Regions from separate parts of the Homo sapiens genome. Here region 2 is linked to region 1. The links are chromatin loops, found by intact Hi-C in ENCODE. Cell type or tissue: HCT116. All regions are shown on one strand. Each heading gives the region's core, and the rest is flanking DNA. Links, peaks and the distances in the headings are about the cores only. Region 1 overlaps ACAD11 (acyl-CoA dehydrogenase family member 11). Region 2 overlaps DNAJC13 (DnaJ heat shock protein family (Hsp40) member C13).

Region 1 (11,187 bases), core at 1,429-9,428:
AGAAAATAATTTCGTTTTGCCATATCCTGTAGTTTCCTTTACTGGCTTACTCCACACATTCCTGGAAGGTTTGTCATTTAAAATTGTTTATTCTTCTTTCTTAATTGTTGTGTTTTCTGATGACAAAAATTAAACATGCTGTTGTTTTAAAAATAAAAACCAAAAAACATCAAACCCTAAACATTACAGAAATGTACAATTATGTCTCCTATAATTCTATCCCCTACAACCACTGTTTAGGTTTTCGTACATATTATGAAGCATTTACTTATACCCTAATATTTTTCTGAAGAAGCTTGACAAGTAGTCTAAGAAAAGTCAGAGAGAAAAATGAAGGGGAAAAAATGGAAAAATGAGGGTACCTGAAATAAACTGAGCATCATTGATGTGCCAGGTACCAGCTAGTTGCTCCACATTGACTGTTTCATTTTAGCTGCCCAGCAACTCAGAATTTTTTTTTTCAATTTTAAAAGGTACACAATGTCAATTTCCTGGCTTTGATAATGTACCATAGTTGTATAATATCCATTTTGCAGAATTTGGATGATGGATACACAGGACTTCTCTGTACTATAACACTGTTACAACTTTTTTGGGGACTCTAATTATTTCAAAACAAAAAGTTAAAATAAAAATAGAGGCACAGAGAGAGATTGAATAACATGCTTTAAGTTCACACTGCTAGGGAATGAAAGTTAAGCATAAATTTATGAGATGGAAATAGTTGCTAGTGAATAATTAACTAAAATTAATCCCTTCAACATAGATTCATCAGAATCATATAAGCACCTGCAATATAAAGATGAATAAGATACAGTCATTGTTTTAAAGGAACTCCAAGTCTAGTGGGTTCTAATTTGTTATCTACTATAGAGACTCAATATTATGTAGACTCGACTAAAATATTAATTAAATGACACAGATCAAATACAGGCCAGATCCTGCTATGTTTTCAGGCATATGCTTTTATAATTATCTAGATTATAAATTAGCATATTTAATTTTTCTAATCTCAGGGTAGATAATTAACAAGGTTAGAATTCAGAATTCATCAGTGCCACTAGCTCTTCCTGCCCTAAAACATCTTAGCATTCTAAGAAACTAATGAACCCAGAAAATCCTCCTCTCAGAAGCAGGATTCATTCCTACTATACTGTAATCCTAGGCCTCATTGTAGGTGCTCAGTGGAGGATTACAGCTTTCATTTGTTTATACTCTTTATAAAGAATACAGTATGCACATTTACATTGAGCAAGGTTATATTAATCTCATGTAATTCTTTTGAAGCCTCAAGAAGCTTTTGGAATTCTCTATTCTCAGAGTTTATAATAAACAAATAATAAATTCTTCATGAGATAGGGCTAAAAACCCCAAAGAAGTATAAATGAACCAGAAAAAACAGCAAGAACATGGATAAGCTAAATATTGTAACTAGTAGATGAAAACTTATTTGAAGAAAACAGCATCATGCATGTAAAATTCCCAAATCCTTTTAAGCAGTAAACCAGATACCACTTGGGATTAGAACCAGTCTCAAAGGTAGGCAGCTAACTTATGCTGGAAAATCTGCAGGACTCCTTTCTAAAAATTTTGAGTGGTGACGACAGTCCTGAGCTGTAGGGGAACAGGGAGTGGGTTGGGCTCCCTCAGTGCTCTGGGGGGAGCATTTACTTAGTACTGTGTCACAAAACAGACCTACTCAATTAATTGTAAACATAGCTAACTGTACCTCTTTAGGGTGGAAAACTATGTTATCTAGTCTGAAATCTCCATGAATCAAATTCTCTTCATTGTCATTATCGGGCAAGTTCTTCATTAGCCACTCCGATAGCTGTTGCATGGCAGGGATGTCCTGATGAGCTGCAGCTTGATATTGCTTTGTCCAGGTTGATACCTAAAGACATATAAATAAGAAAAATGGTAAAGCTGAAACTGGAATGTAGGATCTAGCAATTCTAAAATTAAAACAAAATTCAAATGCTGTTTTACTCCTAAATACTTAAGACCCATGCTGGTGATACTCCTGTCATCCTAAAACACTCAAATCAGCCTAAACCTTAAACATTTAAGTCTCTTTTCCATATAGTTCCATTTTACTTACCTAGTTTTTTATCAAGAGAAAAATACTGGCCTAGGGATCAAGAGATATGGGTTCTAGTCTTTATTCAGCAACTACTTTGTAGAAGAAAAAAAAAGAATGCATACAAACACACACACGCACACACACACTCTCTCTCACACACACACACACACACACAAATATATAGGCATAGATAATCTCTGGAAAGGGTCACGAGAAATAAGTAACCCCTGAAAAAGGGAATATGGGGACTAGAAGAAAAAAGAAGACATTTACTTTTTTTTTTTTTGAGACAGAGTCTCGCTCTGTTGCCCAGGCTGGAGTGCTACCTCCACCTCCCAGGTTCAAGTGATTCTCCTGCCTCAGCCTCCTAAGTAGCTGGGATTACAGATGCATACCACCACACCCAGCTAATTTTTGTATTTTTAGTAGAGACGGAGTTTCACCATATTGGTCAAGCTGGTCTCGAACTCCTGACTTCGTGATCCGCCTGCCTTGGCCTTCCAAAGTCCTGGGATTACAAGCTTCAGCCACCGCGCCCAGCCTACTTTTCATTTTAATACTCTTTCTTATTACCCACAGAATTTTCTAAATATTTTACAGGTATGAATAGTGTAAAGATCTTCTATTGTTCTTAGAATTGAATGCAAACAAATCAACTTACTCGTAAAGTCCTCCAACAGGTGGGACCATATTGTTTATTTGCTTTTTTATCTCCATTTCCCGAGGTATCTTTGCTCAACTTAGTGCAATAGAGCAAAGACCTTTACTTGGTCTTATCTAGTCATATCAACCTGGGTTTAAATTATATCTAAGCCACTTACTTGTGTATTACTTGATTGATGCAAGCCTCCCTTTCTTCATCTGCAAAATGGGAGTAATAATACCTATATCTTAGAGTTGTTGTAAAGATCAAAAAAGAGAGGCCGACAACTCACTCTGCCATGTAGGACCTAGCATATAGTGAGTACACTCTAAACTTTAGTTCCCTTTTCTCTTCCTTAACCCCCACAAAATGATATGCTTACAAAGGAAAGCAGCCCCATATATATCTAGTATTGCTTTCCTTTAATTTAAAATGATCTCCATCACTCCAAATTTTATCTTTCCTTAAATACTCATTATAAGATATCTCTCCCAGGAAGCTTTCTCTATATAAGCAAGGGCATCCCAACTTCCACCCTTTGAATCATGGTGAGTATCAAACAATTTACCACTAGATTTTACACTCTTTTATACCATTTTCAGGTTTCGTGAATGACATGCATGTACAGGTCTCTCAAAAATGACCATAAGTTCCTGTGGGGAAGAACCTATTGTATATTTTTCTTGATATTTAACACAGTACTCAGCAGGTATTAAACACACAGTCAAGCTTAATAAATGTCTGCTAGTCCAATTGAGAAAGAAAAAACTGTAAGCCGGGCATGGTGGCTCACGCCTGTAATTCCAGCACTTTGGGAGGCTGAGGCGGGCGGATCACGAGGTCAGGAGATTGAGACCATCCTGGCTAACACGGTGAAACCCCATGTCTACTAAAAATACAAAAAAATTAGCAGGGCGTGATGGCGGGAGCCTGTAGTCCCAGCTGCTCGGGAGGCTGAGGTAGGAGAATGGCGTGAACCTGGGAGGTGGAGCTTGCAGTGAGCAGAGATTGCACCACTGCACTCCAGCCTGGGCAACAGAGGGAGACTCTGTCTCAAAATGATGATGATGATGAAGAAGAAGAAGAAGAAGAAGAAGAAGAAGAAGAAGAAGAAGAGGAGGAAGAAGAGGAGGAAGAAGAGGAGGAAGAAGAGGAAGAAGAGGAGGAAGAAGAGGAGGAAGAAGAGGAAGAGGAAGAGGAAGAGGAAGAGGAAGAAGAAGAAGAAGAAGAAGAAGAAGAAGAAAAAACTGTATAGTTAAAAGTATTGGAAAATTAAGAGTCTAAAACAGAAGATTTTGCTGAACAAAACCTAATATAAAAACATAAGATAATTTTATACTAAAAACTAGTCATTCTGAAGGACAATGTTAAAAGTCATGGCCAAGCTTCAGAAAACTATACAATAATAGCTTTTTTTGTTGACTAATAAGGTATATTATTTACAAGAACTTGAAAAAAATAGCTATTAATGTGGATGCATTACCTGTCTTTTGCAGTACCCAGCACCTATACCATATCCTTCCAGCTGCAGTGACTGTATATTCAAGGAATGTAACTGAGCCAATGTTTCTACCGTGGCCACATATATGGCTGAACGTTCTGCTGGGCTAAGTCCAGGAATTGTTAAATCACGGAAGATTCGACCCTATGGAAGTGATTACAACAGATTATTTAAATGTGTATAATCAATACTTTGTCGAATATACTAGAAAAACATTCATTTGTGAAACATATTTAATATTAGAGTATACATGCCAAAGGGAAAATAAAAGGATATGCCAAGATGAATATAAACATCAAAACTACTCTCAACTATTTTACAGAAAAAATTTAAAACACATTTTGAATTTATTGTTCTTAATGGCTTGACCTATGTGGAGTCTGTTTTCCCTGCTACCTTATGGACAATTTGGTTATTGCCATTACAGATAGCTCTTTACTGACACCTAGAGGAAAATTTAAGAATAAGTCAATACCCCCTAATTACTAAATTTGTTTCTTGTCTATTCCATCCCTCCCTTTGTAAGTGCTCAAATTTGAACAAAATTGTAAACCTTTGCAATGCAATCTAATTACCTAAAATGTTAAATAACAAACTATATCATTTATTAAGTATCATAATAAAACATCTTAATTAACTTCATAATTAAAAGTAAAAGCAACAAAATAAGATTAAGTGTTAATTTACCTGCACATGTTCCATTACGTAAAATTCTGTTCCAATGACAGAAGTATCACTGCAGTACAGTATAGGCTTGGGAACGGGGAATCCAATTGAAAACAAGGCTTTCTGGACTTTAAATTCTCTATCAATCTAAATAGGATGATGAATCATTAAAAATCAGAGAAACTGATTTAATTGTAATTAAATTTAATAACTACTTATGAGCTAATCTTAAGGCTAGAAAACAACTGTAAAACAGTATCAACACAAACTCCAGAGGATAATAGTAATAACTTCCCTAATAGTAATCTTGGTGTAATCACTATGATTATAAATTAGACCACTACTAAAAAATGTAATTTAATTAGGATAAGAAGATGAGCACCTGCATGAGACTTAATCCTGGCTCTGATAATGTGAAGGCAATAGTTACTGTTCACAATATTTCACATATTTTATCATAAAACATCCCTTTTTCCACAGCAGTTCCCTGGCTGGCTGCTCGCTCTTTCATGTCTTCCAAGGAAGCTCAGGTAAGTCTCTATTCTAGCACTCTGCCACAGTCAGCTACAAAGAGCTGGGGGTGAGAGGTGAGTGGTGGTGGAAGGAAAAGTACCTGCTCCTTCTGGAGAGCAAGGGAGGCATGTGTTTCCAGGGCAGGGGCATGGGGATCTTTCCTGGCACTCAGGACTGCTGTGGAGCTCAAGATAACTAGCAGGAAAGTAGGCAGCTAGAAGCAAACTGGAGCCTAAATAAGACAGTGAGGAAAAAATGGCTTCCTTAATTAGGACAGATGCACAGGCTATCACTCAGGACCCAAGGGCAGAGCTGTTGATGCAGGCCAAGTAAGGATGGCTTATCTACATGTAGTCACCTGGCCCCAGACTCAGGCAATGGTGACTGACCATTCTAAGGAGGGGAAGCTATGCAGCTCATTTTGACATCAGGAAGTAAAGCAGGGGCTGTGGCAATAACTGGAAGAGGAAAGTAACGAAACCCATGTTCAAGGTGAGAGCAGCCAGCAGTACCAAGGGCTGTGGAAAGAAGTGTTAACCACTCAGGTGTTGGGAAACGAGGGGGAGGGGGTAAGGGGGAGAGGGCAAAAGGGTTAGAGAAGCAAAAAGTGGATCACAGAGCTGGAGCATTGCTTTTTTCAATGCAGAGTTGAGAAAACAGAAGGGAGTTGAAACAGAGTACTCCAGATCCTTGGCAGCTGTACTTGGGCTGAGAGCATTATGCCCTGTTCTGGTGTGTTCAGGTGGGATGTTATCAAGAAAAGAGACAAATAAAACTGTTTATTGGGGCACGGGTGGGGATTTTCCTTCAGCCATACTATATCGATATTTAATAAAAGTTACCCAACTTTTTTTTATCTTAAGCATCCAACTTACTTCATGTTTCTGGGAATATGATATGGGACCAAGAAAGTCCCATAGAATCTACATTCTCTATTACTGTGGTATTAAGCCTACCCCACAATTGTCCTTCCCCAGTGACCTGGGCCTGGGAAGCACCTGCTGTACATGATTACGGCTATACCCTAAATACGCACAGTGCTTTTAATGTTCCCCAGTGCTTTGATTTCTGTCCCCTCCTGTTCTCTGAAAATCCATAGATAATACCTGTTTTCTCAAGACAGAAAAACCTAGTTTTCAACAAAAATCTTTTAGAATTCTCACTGTCTAATATTTAGAGAGTACTATAAAATACTTATTCAAATCTTTCTTTTTATCACCAAAAGATTAGAGGATTGTCATAGCAAATATATTAAAATAATTCTGAGTAGATACTATTACATATAATAATTTAAATATATAACAAAACAAAATATCTACAGATGAGTAGCACTGAAAATATTCATTGGCTGATTTTACTTCTAGCAAACAACGTAGAGGAAAATCAAATACACAAAAGAACTGGGTGTTGTTCAAGATTAATAGCCTAAAGATAGACTTACATTTCAACCTCAAATAATTTTTTAAAACAAAAAAAGATATAATTCAAGGGAAATTTTCATTAGAAATAAAATATATTTTATATTATTTGGCAATCATAAGATGCCTTTTAAAAGTAAATTGGCTTTGTGTGTATTAAAAGCATTTATTTGTCACCAAAGAATTTATCATTACATTTGTATACTATACCTGATGTGCTTTAGGAAGAAGTGAACCTGGTGGTTTTTTCCTGAGCACATATGTTTGAAAGCCCTTCTGGAGATAAAAGGTTGGATTGGACTTTCCTGCTCTAGATAAAAGTAAAAAAAAAAAAGGTCAATTACAAAGATATGTTTTCCGTCATCCCCAAATCCTACTGAAATGTCAGAAGAAACAAATGAAAATAAATTCATCTCAATGCTGGAAAATCAAGAGGGGTGCTATCAGCAGCTCACAACATGAATTTCTAGATGATATTAAAGCAGATGGCAACATACTGGCAGCTGGAGAATCTGTGACTCACAGAGGTAGAAGAGAGGACCCCACTTCCTGACTGCAAATCCTAAGTTTTATCAGGAGTACCTGTAGAACAATGACTGATCTAAGTAAACTTGTAGAACAATGACTGATCTAAGTAAATAAACAATCTGAGAAGAGATTGTTAGTTATCAGTCAGAAAATGAATTAAAAGATGCAGGAACAGCTGGCTTAATGCCCCCTCATCTGCCTTTAGAGAGATAACCCTCATAAGTGTCAACAAGGCTAGTGCGTGAGTTGAGCTCTCTACAATGGGAGTTCTGAGAAGTGAGGTCCCACAGTGAGCATCTGGCCCAGGGAAGTGCAATGCTGGCCCAACTAACTCACAGACACCAGGGCATTGACTTTCCCTGCCAGATGAACAGAAATTCTCACCTAAACTAAGGATAGACACTTCAGCTACCAAAACTATTCAGTCTATTCCTTCACTTATAATATGGGCATTTAAGAATCGCCCAACTTTTGAAGAATCCAACTGTATAAAGGAGAGATCCTAAATTAAATAAACAGAAGAATCAATCCTTAAGGTAATAGGTAATAGGAGAAAGTAGAAAAAAAAATCTTTGGAGCTTCTTCCCAGGACTCCAACCTCCATCAGGAAAAAACAAGCATGAGCCTAGATTGAGTCTGGCAGCAGCCCCAGTGTCTATGTCTTCTATAAATCAGACCCATCCTCCCTGGCAATCATATCAAGGAGCACTGGTTTTGGTACCATCTAATCCTGAGTGAGTGCCTTTTACCATAGGAAGGTAGAGATAATCACCAGTGGTCAGGAAATAGGACCACCACAGGCTATGCTGTCTTTATTGATATAGAACAATTTATCTTTGATGCTGCAAACCATCAATTGCAACGAATCTTTTTTTTTTTTTTTTTGAGACGGAGTCTCGCTCTGTCGCCCAGGCTGGAGTGGCGCGATCTCGGCTCACTGCAAGCTCTGCCTCCCGGGTTCACACCATTCTCCTGCCTCAGCCTCCGCAGTAGCTGGGACTACAGGCGCCCGCCACCGCACCCGGCTAATTTTTTGTATTTTTAGTAGAGACGGGGTTTCACCGTGGTCTCGATCTCTTGACCTCGTGATCCGCCCGCCTGGGCCTCCCAAAGTGCTGGGATTACAGGAGTGAGCCACCGCGTCTGGCAACAACGAATCTCACAAACACATTTTTTAAAAAATGCCAAACATCTGATTGGATGCATTTTTGATGAGGCTTGTGATCCGCCTGCCTGGGCCTCCCAAAGTGCTGGGATTACAGGCGTGAGCCATCACGTCTGGCAACAATGAATCTTACAAACACATTTTTTAAAAAATGCCAAACATCTGATTGGATGCATTTTTGATGAGGCAGTTCTCTAGTCTTATATAAAGCACTGGTCTTTCATGATAGTAAATGACCCAAATGAAATACAAAGAAAAAACTAAAAGCTTCTTGTTGAAGATAGAGTGACCCAGCAAGTCTGCTTCTACATATATATCCAAGAGAACTGAACACATAAAATTAACACAAAAACTTGTACATGAATGTTCACAGCAGTACAATTCACAACAGCCAAAAATTAGAAACAGCTCAAATATCCGTCTGCAGACAAAAGGATAAACAAAATGTGGTATATCTATACAATGGATTATTGTTTGGCAATATACAGGAATAAAATGCCGATCCATGCTACAACATGGATGAATCTTGAAAATATTATGTTAAGTGAAAGAAGCTAGTCACAAAAGACTACATATTATGTGATTCCATGTCTATGAAATGTCCAGGATAGGGAAATCCATAGTGACAGAAAGTAGATTAGTAGCAGCCAGGGATGGGGGAGGAAAAAATTGGGAACTATGAGGTTTCTTTGGGGGCGATGGAAATGTTTTAGAACTAGATAGTGGTGATGGTTGTATAACATTGTGAATATATGGAAAACAACTGACTTGTACACTTTAAAACGGTTAAATTTTTAAATGTTACGTTACATGAATTTCTCAAAAACAAACAAAAACAATTAAAAGTTTCTCTTTTGAGGAAGTATCTAAAGTGGTTATAACAAAGACAAAAAAAAATTGCAGAAGCCCATTTGCATGGGAGGATCATTGTCAACACTGTCAATACAGTACTTGCTAAATTTAACTACTCCAACCATCAGGCCTCCAAATAGCCTAGAACCATTGATGGTCTCAATATAAGAATCATCATTGAACCAATAGTCAGAACTATTGGTTAGTTCTTGGACAAGATATTTGGTGCTGAGAGAAATGTGTTGATCTATAACCTAAGAGATGGTACTTTTGATGTGTCTAACCTCCATTAACAAATAGAAAATCTTTGCATGTAAGTGTGCAGCCATGGACACTTACTTGGTTAGAGAAGACTTTAAACAGACAATCTCACGAGACCCTACTAAGCCATCCATAGCATTGGTTCCCTTAGAAGCATAAACAGACAGGAAAAACAGGATGCTGGCATGGCAGCATCAGATGAGTTTCTTCAGCAGACCCCTTGCAGCAGTCCAGGGTTTACTCCATGCCCCCATTCCCCCTTGGTGACAGCTCAGGTGAGAGGGAATGAGATCAGGAAATGGGTGAGTATGGGTACCACCTTGATTTAGAAGTCTTAGTCTATTTAGGCTGGTAGTCTATTCAGACTGCTATTATGAAATACCATAGACTGGGTAGCTTATAAACAACAGATATTTATTTCTCACATTTTTGGGGCCTGGGAAGTCAAAAATCAAGGCACCAGCAGATTCAGTGTCTGGTGAGGACCCACTTTCTTATAGATGGCACATTCTTGCTCTTTCCTCACATGGTGGAAGGGGCAAGGCAGTTCTTTGGGGTCTCTTTTATAACACTAATCCCATTCTTGAGGTCACTGTACTCATGATCTAATCATCTCCCAAAGACCCCCCACCTCTTAATATCATTACCTTAGGAGTAAGGATTTCAACATATGAATTTTTGAGGGACACAAACATTTAGATCATAGTAAAGCCTCATGCCCTACAGAAGCCATTATCTGTAGTAGCAGTCTTTTGGCACCAGCTTCCAGGGCCCTAGCAAAGGACATAACTAGTTGAAAGAACCCTCTACACTTAGGGAAGCCCAAAGCTATGCCTTTCCACCAGATACTTAAACAGTTCATTTACAGACCTTCCAGTTCAGATGCAGTTTACTAATTAGATGTTATTTTTACCATAAGCAATGTTGCCTGGAAACACATCTGATATGCCACCTTTACCAAGTTTTCAGAATTACAGAGCTAGAAAATTAAATAAATTTATCCATAGAGCAGGAGAAAAGATTTTTAACCCTTTATTTATATCACGGTTAACAAGTCTCAGACTCATGGCATCATCCTAGAGGGTGCATCTACCTGCATCTCTAAGCTTTAGAAACTCAGAAATTCCTATAGGAATTTTTTAACAGAAAGGAACTGGAAAAAAAAAAAAGCATAGGCCCTGATAAGGGAATCAGTTGTGTTTGTGGATATCCAGGAAGCCACTTATCCCTTGTGCAGAGATTTGAAAATATTTAGGATTTGCTGCTTTTTAATTTTACTCCTTTTCCTTTGGTGGAAATCATGACTAGTGGAATCATGACTATTCTGACCAAGTGCGTTTAATAAAACCACTGAACAGACTCAGACCTTCACTAACTATCTACTCTGACAACCAGTTTGGTTTGTGTAGGGAAAAGAGAGATCAGACTGTTACTGTGTCTATGTAGAAAGGGAAGACAAAAGAAACTCCATTTTGACCTGTACCCTGAACAATTGCTTTGCCTTGAGATGCTGTTAATCTGTAACTTTGCCCCAATCTTGAGCTCACAGAAACATGT
Region 2 (11,187 bases), core at 1,068-9,067, 210 kb before region 1:
GAACACTGTACTTTTGAAGGTGAACATTCTAGGTGATATCTATTGCATACTAGAGGGATTGAAATTAATAAAAGATTTAGAGAAAATCAAGTAATTTAATAGAATTTCCCCCCAAAATGCTGTATTAGGTACAAGAGCTGGTAAGTTCTTGAAAATAAGATATAGTAGAATTACCCAAAATAACTTCTTTTTTTGGGTTATCTCATTTAGTCCTCACCATAGCCCTTCGGGACAGTTATTCCTATTTTATAGACGTACTATAATTCAGATAAATTCAGAAACTTTTGTTCAAAGTCACGCAGCCAGTAAATGGCAGTTATAAAAATTCTCCAGCTTTATCTTGGTAATAAATAGATTATTAACATCATTTTAATGGAATGTTAATGTAGCCTGTTGTGCTAGTCTCTAGTTAACGTATAGCATGTGGAATGGCAGCTCTGTGATCAGTGCCCTAGGGAGGTATTCCAGGGTCTTCCCAGATTGAATGATTCCTGACTACTGTACTTGGAGGACCTCTAGACTTGTCTTCACTCATTTGCCAATTATTATCTTGAAATTATTCTACCTCTCACTTTGAATGATACATAGTTGGTACATTTTCTGATCTTTGTGCATTGCCATTACCTTCATTAGCGAGTTACGTGCGTGTCTAAAAGTATCTTCGTGGTCTAAAAGAGTTAATGCAGTTTCCAGACCACTTGCCATTCATTGGCTGAAATGACTTTATCAAACAATAGTTAAGATTTTACTGAGAATGTAAAATAGATTTACCTGAAAATGTGGATAGGCTAATATTACACTGCCGGGAAATAGATCTCAGCCTCAGATCTCATTTATCTGGTTATCTTATCTTTTTTTCATCTAAAATTTATATTTAAATAGAGATGGGGGTCTTGCCATGTTGCCCAGGCTGGTCTCAAACTTCTGGACTCAAGTGATCCTCCCACAGTAGCCTCCCAAAGTGCTAGGATTACAGGCATGAGACATGGTGCCTAGCCAATCTGGTTATTTTAAAAGCTCGATGTTGGTTAGAGTAATTGAACTCTCTTTAAAGAGTATCCTGAGATCATATATTGGTAACAAATTTTTGTCATTGTATGTTTGTTTTGAACACTTTGTCAAGAAATGTCCTACCTCCCCCCAGACGGAGTCCTGCTCTGTCAGCCCGGATGGAGCGCAGTGGTGCCATCTCGGCTCACTGCAACCTCTGCCTCCTGGATTCAAACAATTCTCCTGCCTCAGCCTCCCAAGTAGCTGGGATTACAGGCATTCTCCACCACGCCTGGCTAATTTTTGTATTTTTAGTAGAGACGGGGTTTCACCATGTTAGCCAGGCTGGTCTCAAACTCCTGACTTTGTAATTTGTCCACCTCGGCCTCCCAAAGTGCCAGGATTACAGGCGTGAGCTACGGCGCCCAGCCAAAAAATGTTTTTTAAGCTTATATAAAGAAGGAAATATTTTGAAAGTTTATTTATAGATGATAGAATATTTCAGCTTTGGAGACTTATTTTTATTTCTTTTGTCCTATGTTGAATATGGTAATTTGTTTTACTGCTTAAAATTGTAGATTTCAAAGTTATTTCTAACAAGTATCATCTGTCCAGATGAAGATAATAACCGAAACTAGTTCTGAATTATTCCAGGAATTTGCAGTCAAATGATACATCTGTAATTACATGGTCAGGGTGAAGTTTTTTTTTTTCCTTAAAGTTGAGGGAAGGTATTAAAGTTTAGGTTAAGAACCTAGGGTGTAGAAGTTAAGGAGGTTAGTCCAAAGTCTGGCCCAATCGCTTACCAGCTGTGTTACCTTAGAAAAGTGATTTATCAGTTTTCTTGTCAATAAAATGAGAGTCATACCTGTACTGCAGTGTTGTTATGGGGACAAAATGAAATAAATGCATGGTAAATGCATAGGCTGAACACCAACATGTGATGAGTATTCAATATAAGTTGTTTAATAATTTCAGGACATGTCATAAATTTTCAGATTAGAGTCACCTTGCTTCCCTACCTTTATTAAAGGCAGTCTTCAATGGAGTTTTAAAATGGAAAAGCATTATCCTGATTTCCATTTTGAGGTTAGGCAGATGGTAATATAGCATTGAATTATTCCACTATTTCTGGGGTTGACTTGGCTAGTTAGTGGGGTGTCTCTTCCCTCCCTTACCTCTCAGATATACCCTTACATAAATATAATGTAGTTGAAGACAGGCTTTTCAAATAGAGGAGCAATTTTCTTCCATAAAAAGCCCATTTTACTAGCCTTTTATTGGATGCAGAGTAAAACATCACTTGTTGCTTTCTTAAATATTAGAGACAGAAAATTATCAGGTGTGCAAATATTGGACATAGGAACTTGTACTGATGATATGAACTTCTGGAGAACTGAAGTACTACTACTTTCCTCCTACACTAGTTTTCTGTCAGCATTCTCATCTGCATCAGGAATACAATATTTATTCTAATAGGCCAGGTCATTGGTAGTTTACTTTTATCTTAATGTGTTATATCTTCTCATACTCCTTTTATCTGTCCTAAGGACTCTCTGGAGTCTGGTGCTTTCATCATCTTCAGGTTTATAGACCTTCAAAAGCCTTCTTGATGTAAAGTTATTTAATTCATGTCCCAAAAGGTCTGTTGGAGTTCTATAACCCCAAATCAGTGGTACCTATGAGGTCATTCTTTAGGTGTTTATTTTTTAAATTATTTAAAAAATTTATTTAATAATTCTTATATTTCTTTTGTTATTATGAGATTATTTTGTTCTTATTCCCCCCTATGGGTTTATTAGGGATCTTTATTCCTTCTGGGTCATGCCCCGTGTTTTTTATGGTTGTCGTTTTAAAATCTTTATTTTTCTCTGCCTTTCATTTTAATTTTTAGATCCTTAATTTTATCAACCAGTCTCCACTCAACACATTTTCTTGTTTCTCAGTTTTCCCAAGATAGGCCCTTGGTACAGAGTCAGTTATTCCAATATCTTAAGTTTAGACTAGGAATACAAACCCCATTCTTCAGTATCAGCCATTCACCTTTTCTATCTGCCTTTCTCTTCCCATTGTTCCACTCTTCAGTTATATAGGGGAAAAATATCCGTACACCTATATATCTCTCTCTCTCCCTTTTTTGGTGAGTCTTCAGAGATACTGCCCAGGTTTCTTTTCAGCAATATCATTTACTGCAAAAGATTCAGAAGGCAGGGATAATTCTTACTGGGTTTAATAAATCTTAGTTGGGTGCTTTGGTCATCCCAGGTATGAAATCCAGAAACAGACAAACAAAACACCATACCAACTGTCAGGACTACATTTAGCTGTCCCTATACTCACTAGCAGGAAGATGTTAGTTGACTGTAAGAAATTTCTTCTTTCTGGTAACAATAAAAGCTTCTTTAAACTTGGTGTTACTTGTGGTTCCTTTTGTTATTTTTCAAAGCATGAATTGCTGATGCCTTTCCAGAAGGTTTGACAAAACCCTATTTGGGAGTCCCTGTTAGAGCATCAGGTTTGAAGTAGATATCAGAATTGCCCATGTATTTGCTGAATTTTATTCCTTAACTCAAATACTTATTTTTGAGCACCTGTTTTGTATCAGGCACTCTTGTGGCCTCTGTAGAAACAATAGTGAGCTGAACAGACAAAACTACCTCTCTCTGGATATTCCAGTAGAATTAGGTGAATAATAAATTGCACATTAGAATGTGGAAAGTGCTATGGGGGAAAAACAAGAGTAAGAGGGAATAGGGTAGAATGAGGAGGAGGGTGGTTACAATTTAAGTAGAATGAGGAGAGGGTGGTTACAATTTAAAACAAGATGTTTAGGGTCGGCATCATTGGAAAGGTGACATTTGAACACAGATTTGAAGGAGATAGAGGTATAAGCCATATAAATATCCAGGGGGTGAGCGTTCTATGTATAGTACAAAGGCTCTCGATAATTGGTAATAACACAAAAACAAGCAGGACGAATGAAGACAGCAATTTCAAAATAAGGGTATCTTTTAAAAAATGTTTTTACCACTCAGGTATATACCTAAGAGAAATGAGTATGTATGTTCACACAAAAACTCATATATGCTTGTTCATAGTTGTATTATTCATAATAGCCAAAAGGTAGAAACAACACCCGTGTCCATCAATTGACGAATGGATAAAATAGGTATATCCATATACCAGAATATTACTTGGCAGTATGGACCAGCATAAGCAAACCCACAGTGACAAAGTAGATTAGTGGCTGCTAGGTGCTGAGGCTGAGGTATAATGGGGGGTGACCGCTAACAGAGTTTCTTACTGGGGTGATGCAAGTGTTCCGAAAATAGTGGTGATGGTTGCAGAACTCTAAATACACTAAAAATCACCAAATTGTATACTTTTTAAAAGAGTGAATTTGTGGTATGTGAATTATGTCTCAAGCCGTTATAAAAATTTTTTTTCTGAAAAGTTTTTTCTAATTATGTAAAAAATACTTGCTGACTTAGTATTCACAGTATAAAAAGATATAAAGCAAGCTTAAAGAATTCCAACTATTCAGTTTGTATTAGCACTTTGGTGTATTTTCTACAAATTTTTTTGTTTTTGTTTTGTTTTGTTTTTGTTTTTTTGGGGGGGGACAGAGTCTTGCTCTGTTACCCAGGCTGGAGTGCGGTGGTGCGATCTCGGCTCACTGCAACCTCCACCTCCCGGGTTCAAGAGATTCCCCTGCCTCAGCCTCCCGGGTAGCTGGGATTACAGGCGTCTGCCACCACGCCCGGCTGATTTTTTAGTATTTTTAGTAGAGATGGGGTTTCACCATGTTGGCCAGGCTGGTCTCTAACTCCTGACCTCAGGTGATCCACCTATGTCAGCCTCCCAAAATGCTAGGATTACAGGCATGAGCCACCGCTCCCGGCCTCTACAATATTTTTTAGAGTGCATTTCTAACTATTAAGGCAAGGGAGAAATAGCTAAGTCACAAAAGAAATAACCATATTTAACTTTTATTCAAAATGAAGTAAGTGATACAGTATTTTCAAAACCTATCAGTCTTTCATTAGCAGCCAGTTCCAACAATTTATCCTGTAAAATTAGCTAAGTTTACCTTTTTTAGATGAAATAAATGGATTCTGGATTTTATATACTAAGTTACAGTCAATGAATATTGTACATAATGTGGTTTCATTGCATGTGACTGTTAGGAGGCTGATTCCACGAGTGAGTCATCACACAGATTCAACAATCTTGATCTGTTCTATATCCTGTTCAACCAGAGGAGTGCATTAATCAAACCGCCATAGAAGTTTCTAAACACTTAATCTCAATTTCTTTACTTTCCTTGATGTGGCTTGGAAACAAACCATTTGCAACTATGCTTTGAGTGGCACTGTTCTGGAATATTCATAAAGTGGAATACCATATAGCCTTAAAAATAATTTTCTTATAGAATAATTACATGGGGAAAGGTTAACATTCTTTGCAAACAGGTTAAGCAGTACAAATGGCAATCTTGTTTAAATAAGGATTTTTCTAAATATAAAAAGGAAGGCTAAAATGATTATCTTCAGATACAAGGACGAATGATGATTTGCTTTCTGAACATTTTAGATTTCTTACTGTGGACCTATATCACTTTTATAATGAGGAAATTGTTCTATTTTTAGAAACAGAATCTCACTCTATCACTCAGGCTGGAGTACAGTGGCACAATCATAGCTCAGTGTAGCCTCATACTCCTGGGTTTAAGTGATCCTCCCACCTCAGCCTCAGAATAATACCACACTACTCAATAGTGTTATTCAGCCCTTCTCTTCTGAAAAGTAGCTAGGAGTGTAGGCATATGCTACCATGCCCTGTTAACTTTTATTTTTTGAGAGAGAACGTCTCACTATGTTGTCTAGGCTGGTCTCAAACTCCTGGTCTCAAGCGATCCTCCCACCTCAGCCTCAGAATGGCTGGGGTTATAGGCATGAGCCACTGTGCCAGCGAGAAAATTATTTTTAAATTGCCTTATTTATAGTAGGTCCCCTTTGAAGTGGTAGTGTCAGCAAAATGGCCAGCACTTAGTAGCTCACCAAAAAACTTTTGGAACTGGTTTGACTCTTGGAAAATGTGTTTAGGTATCCATTGTGTGCCATGGCATTATTTGGCAATGTCAGATTTAAAGCTTTATTTATTTGACATTTTAAAAATTCTGTACACTGGGGATGTTGATAGAGGTCATTTCTGGTCCTCAAGAAACACAGTCCAGTGTGGGAGAGAGTTGGACAATCACAATATGGTGCTAAAGGTTATGATAAAGAGTTGAATAGACCAGTCCCCGTCTTTAAAAACCTTATGGTCTTGACCGGGCGCTGTGGCTCACGCCTGTAATCCCAGCACTTTGGGAGGCCAAGGCGGGAGGATCATGAGGTCAGGAGATCGAGACCATCCTCGCTACGGTGAAATCCCGTCTCTACTAAAAATACAAAAAATTAGCTGGGCGTGGTGGCAGGCGTCTGTAGTCCCAGCTACTCTGGAGGCTGAGGAAGGAGAATGGCGTGAACGCGGGAGGCGGAGCTTGCAGTGAGCCGAGATCTCGCCACTGCACTCCAGCCTGGGCGACAGTGCGAGACTCCATCTCAAAAAAAAAAAACAAAAAACAAAAAAATTAGCCGGGCGTGGTGGCAGGAACCTGTAGTCCCAGCTACTTGGGAGGCTGACGCAGGAGAATGGCCTGAACCCAGGAGGCGGAGCTTGCAGTGAGCAAAGATCGTGCCACTGCACTCCAGCCTGGGCGACAGAGCGAGACTCATCTCAAAAAAAAAAAAAACAAAACCTTATGGTCTTGTAAAGGATATACGGCAGGCTGTGAAAGTGAGAGAGCGATCTTGCTACCTTTCTTAGGGGAATCTTGGAAAGATTAAAGATATATAACATGTACTAAGTGCCCTCATATTTTTATCTTCCAGGTTTGAGCACAAAATGAACATAATTAGGGAAAATAAGGATCTGGCATGTTTCTACACAACAAAACATTCATGGAGGGGGAAGTAAGTATTCTTGTTGGGTTTTTTTTTCTGTGCTTCTATAAAATATTTTAAACATTACTGTGTTTCATAATCTTGAATAATACTGCACAACTCAGGCTATACAGCCCTTCTCTTCTGAAAAACGTGCATATTATAAATGTAAATGCTACATGTATTTTTTTTTCTTTTGACATTTCCAGTTTTCAGTATCTTTCTTGGGAAGGAGTTTGGTAAGAATTAAAAGTGACAGTTAAAAGGAAAGTAAACCAGTTAATCCACGCTCTTGTATGCTATCAATTAATGATGAGGTTATATAGTAGTAGCAGAGTGTTAACCCTACATCTTTGTTACCCAGTGACTAACCTGTCTGTAGCCAACATTTTCATATCCGTTTGACTGTCGGAGAAAATATGCCATTCTAGTGAAGTCTAACCTTTTTTTAGGCCTGTAATGAAATTTAAAAATTGGGTTTAATATATTTTCTTTGGGAGGGAGTGATGGCATTTTTTAGTAGCTTCCTAGTCAGACCAAAATGTAAGTGCTTCTGTTTCCTGTCTGTAAGATGGTTGGTAATTCCTACCCTTCAGATTTTTGTAAGGATTAAATGAAGTGATATGGCATGTATGAAAGTTTTAAAATTATGCCTCAAATATATTGAGTATTCAGTGAATGGCATCTGTTGACCATTACAAAAGTTTAGTCTCTGGTCCCTTTGATCAGTAATAAGTAAAATGAGTGTGTCACACTTTTACAAATCAGTGACCACATTATTCTGAATCGTGCCACAAGGTAAAATGTGACACATGCACAAAGCCAGTAAGTGTTTCTTCTCTCAACTTTTCATTTTTTAGTCACTGGAGTGGTAACTTCTTAGGATGTGGTATACATCTGAGCTGTCTAGTATTTCTGGTTTGCATTAGCAAACTGCCTATAATTTTGGAAGATTTGAATATTTGATTTTGTTGTCTAATAGCTCAATTGTATGAACTCCTAAATTAGAATAGTTGTTACCCTTTAGAATACTTGTCTCTCATTTTTTTTCCCCCTAGTTAGTTTCAATGAGTGAAGTTAGGGAGAAAAGTGGCATATCCAGGGTAGTATGAGTCATTTTAGTTCTTTGAATCAACCTTAGAAAAGTATATCTTTAAATAATCCTTATTTTTTCCTCAAGTGGTAGATTACTTTGGTCATCATAATATGACTTCCGTTTTTAATATGATTATAACATACTGATACATTCTAAAGAACAAACTTACTGCAATGCTTTTCGATTTGTGAGCTTGTAAGTAACTGTGATCATCAAAATTTTTGGTAATGTTCTTAGAGTAGTGACTAAGACTTAACTATCCTCTTTTTTCCTCGTAATAATTCAGAGTACAACTGTTTGTGTGCTCTTAGCGTAATTCTTTTAGGCCTTGAGACTTGGTTTTGTTTTTATAACAGCTTTAAGGCATAACTTATATACCATAAAATTCACCCTTCTAAAGTATACAATTCAGCGGATTTTAGTGTATTCATAAAGTTGTAAACCATCATCACTGTTTTGAGAACACTTTCATCACCTCGCCTTCCCTGCAAAAAACTTCCTCTAAACACTGCGTTACAAATCAGCAGTTAACTCCCTTTTTCCCCCTCTTTTGGCAGGCGTTAATCTACTTCCTGTCTCTGGATTTGTCTATTTGGAACATCTTATATAAATAGAATGATACAAAATGCTGTATTTTCTGACTGACTTCTTCCATTAAGCATAATGTTTTCAAGGTCGTCTATATTATAGCATGTCAGTACTTCATTTCATTAATGTCATATAATCTGTTGTATGGATATACTACATTTTGTTTATCCATTCATCAACTGACAGACATTTGTGTTGTTCTTACTCTTTTACTATTATGAATAATGCCACTGTGAATGTTTCCATATTTCCAGTTGTTTTGTGTATATACCTAAGAGTGGAATTGGTGGGTTATGTGGTAACTCTGTTTAACTTTTTGATGAACAGCCAAACTGTTTTCCAAAGTAGCTGCAGCATTTTACATTTCCACCTTCAATGTCTGAGTCCCAAATGCTCCATATCCTTATCAACACTTATTGTCTTTTTTATTTTAGCCATCCTAGTGTAGGTACGAAGTAGCTTCTCATTGTAGTTTTGATTTCATTTCCCTAGTGATTCATGATGTTGGGTATCTTTTCTTGTGTTTGTAGGTCATTTGTGTATCTTCTTTGATGAAATAATCTATTGAAATCATTTATTCACTGTAACTAAAAAAATTTTTTTTATTTTACTTTTTTTTTTTTTTCTTTTTGAGACAGAGTCTCACTCTGTTGCCCAGGCTGGAGTGCTGATCTCGGCTCACTGCAACCTCTGCCTCATGGGTTCAAGCAATTCTCCTGCCTCAGTCTCCCGAGTAGCTGGGATTACAGGCACATGCCACCATGCCTAGCTAATTTTTGTATTTTTAGTAGAGACAGGGTTTCACCATGTTGGCCAGGCTGGTCTCAAACTCCTGACCTCAAGTAATCCGCCCGCCTCAGCCTCCCAAAGTACAGGGATTGCAGGTGTGAGCCACTGCGCTCAGCCAAGTCATTTATTCACTTTTAAATTAGGTTGTCTTATTACTGAATTGTGAGAGTTCTTTATATATTCTGAATAAAAGTTCCGTGTATATGATTTGCAAATATTTTCTCCAATTCTTCAGATTTTTTTACTTTCTTGATGGTATTGTTTGGAGCACAAAGCTTTTAATTTGATGAAATCCAATTTATCAATTGTTTCTTTTGCCATTTGTGCTTTTGGTAATCTAAAAAGCCATTACCTAACCCAAGCTAACAAAGATTTACTTCTTTGTTTTCTTCTAAGAGCTGTATAGCTTTAATTGCGTTAATTTTTGTATTTGGTGTGAAGTAGGGTTCTAAATTCATTCCTTTGCATGTGAATATCCAGTTGTGCCAGCATCATTTGTTGAAAAAACTGTTCTTTCCACTTGAATTGTTTCGACACCCTTGTCAAAAATCAGTTTACCATGACTGTTTAGTTTTTTCCTGGACTCATAATTCTGTTCTGTTGATCCTGTATGCCTAACCTTATGCCAGTACCATATTGTCTTGATTATTATAGCTTTGTGCTGTTTTGAAACTTAGAAATACGAGTCTCTGAATTTTATTTTTCAGTATTATTTTGGGTATTCCTGGTCTCTTGCATTTCCATATGAATTTTAGAGTCAGTTGTTAATTTTTTTTTAAAAGACAGCTGCCCGGCCTGACCAGCATGATGAAATCCTGTCTCTACCAAAAAGTACAAAAATTAGTTGGGCATGGCGGCGCTCCCCTTTAGTCCTACCTACTTGGGAAGCTGCAGTGGGAGAATTGCTTGAACCCTGGAGGCGGAGACTGCAGTGAACAGAGATCATGCCACTGTACTCCAGCCTGGGCGACAGAGTAAGACCGTGTCTCAAAAAAAAAAAAAAAAAAGGCAGCTGACAGTTTGGTAGGCATTACATTGAATCTGTAGATCCATTAGTGGAGTATTGCCATCTTAACAGCATTGTCTTCTGATTCATGAACATGTGTTTTCATTTATTTACATCTTTTAAAATTTCTTTCAACAGTGTTCTGTTGATTTCAGTGTATACACCTTGAATCTTAACTTCTCCCTGAAAGAGTTTACATTTTCCAGATGGTGATAGTTATCATTTCATTGGGTTATATACATTATTAAATGGCACTGAGACTTTTTATTATACTTACCTATTTTATATGGCCAATTCTAATCTAGGTTTAAAGTACTCATCAGCAGTGTTAATGTAAAAAATAAATGGCCAACATTAAAATTTTCTGTTGTTTCAGAATAGTTAATTGAACCTTGTCTCTAGAAACATGTCTACGTACAACAAATTTTTTGTGATTTTTGGGATTTAGGGCCTCAGTTTTAAGAGACTCCATGCCTATTTCCGTGTTGCTAACCTAGCCCCAGCATTTCAGAAAGATTTTATTGATTGTGGAAGTAAAGATGTATAAATATTTTTTCTTCTCTTCATATGTCAAAATTAAGATAACCTGTCCAGGTATTCCCCTTGAAGATATTTGTGTGACCCATTTCTGTTACCTTTGTAGTAGTTTTCATTATTACCTCACTTTATAGCTGCTGAATGCCTTTATTTAGGGTCTGTTGATCATCGGTATGGATGCCTTAGCTGGCAAA

The links. Hi-C counts contacts between places; a loop is a spot of excess contacts. Peaks named below come from ENCODE experiments on the same cell type or tissue, not always from the same donor. Only the 100,000 strongest peaks of a DNase experiment are listed, where the experiment ranks them.
Region 2: it touches region 1 in a loop (2.1-fold over the local background); 1 of 110 quality-filtered maps calls a loop at or near these places.

Annotation. Positions count from the first base shown.
Region 1 is chr3:132,637,763-132,648,949 of GRCh38, forward strand. It overlaps ACAD11 (acyl-CoA dehydrogenase family member 11), which reads right to left. Exons shown (of 20, transcript NM_032169.5): 2 at 7,035-7,134; 3 at 4,915-5,040; 4 at 4,210-4,371; 5 at 1,730-1,894. It overlaps NPHP3-ACAD11 (NPHP3-ACAD11 readthrough (NMD candidate)), which reads right to left. Exons shown (of 45, transcript NR_037804.1): 27 at 7,035-7,129; 28 at 4,915-5,040; 29 at 4,210-4,371; 30 at 1,730-1,894. It also overlaps the pseudogene HSPA8P19. Among named protein-coding and RNA genes, the nearest start is that of ACAD11, 16 kb to the right of the region's middle. RefSeq lists a silencer at 3,498-3,688. In HCT116, for the core only: a CTCF peak has its summit at 4,668 (motif pointing left); a DNase peak (open chromatin) is centred at 4,679.
Region 2 is chr3:132,427,612-132,438,798 of GRCh38, forward strand. DNAJC13 (DnaJ heat shock protein family (Hsp40) member C13) reads left to right here. Exons shown (of 56, transcript NM_015268.4): 2 at 6,927-7,007. The coding sequence starts at 6,940. Among named protein-coding and RNA genes, the nearest start is that of DNAJC13, 16 kb to the left of the region's middle. In HCT116, for the core only: no CTCF peak of the experiment used is centred there; a DNase peak (open chromatin) is centred at 5,190.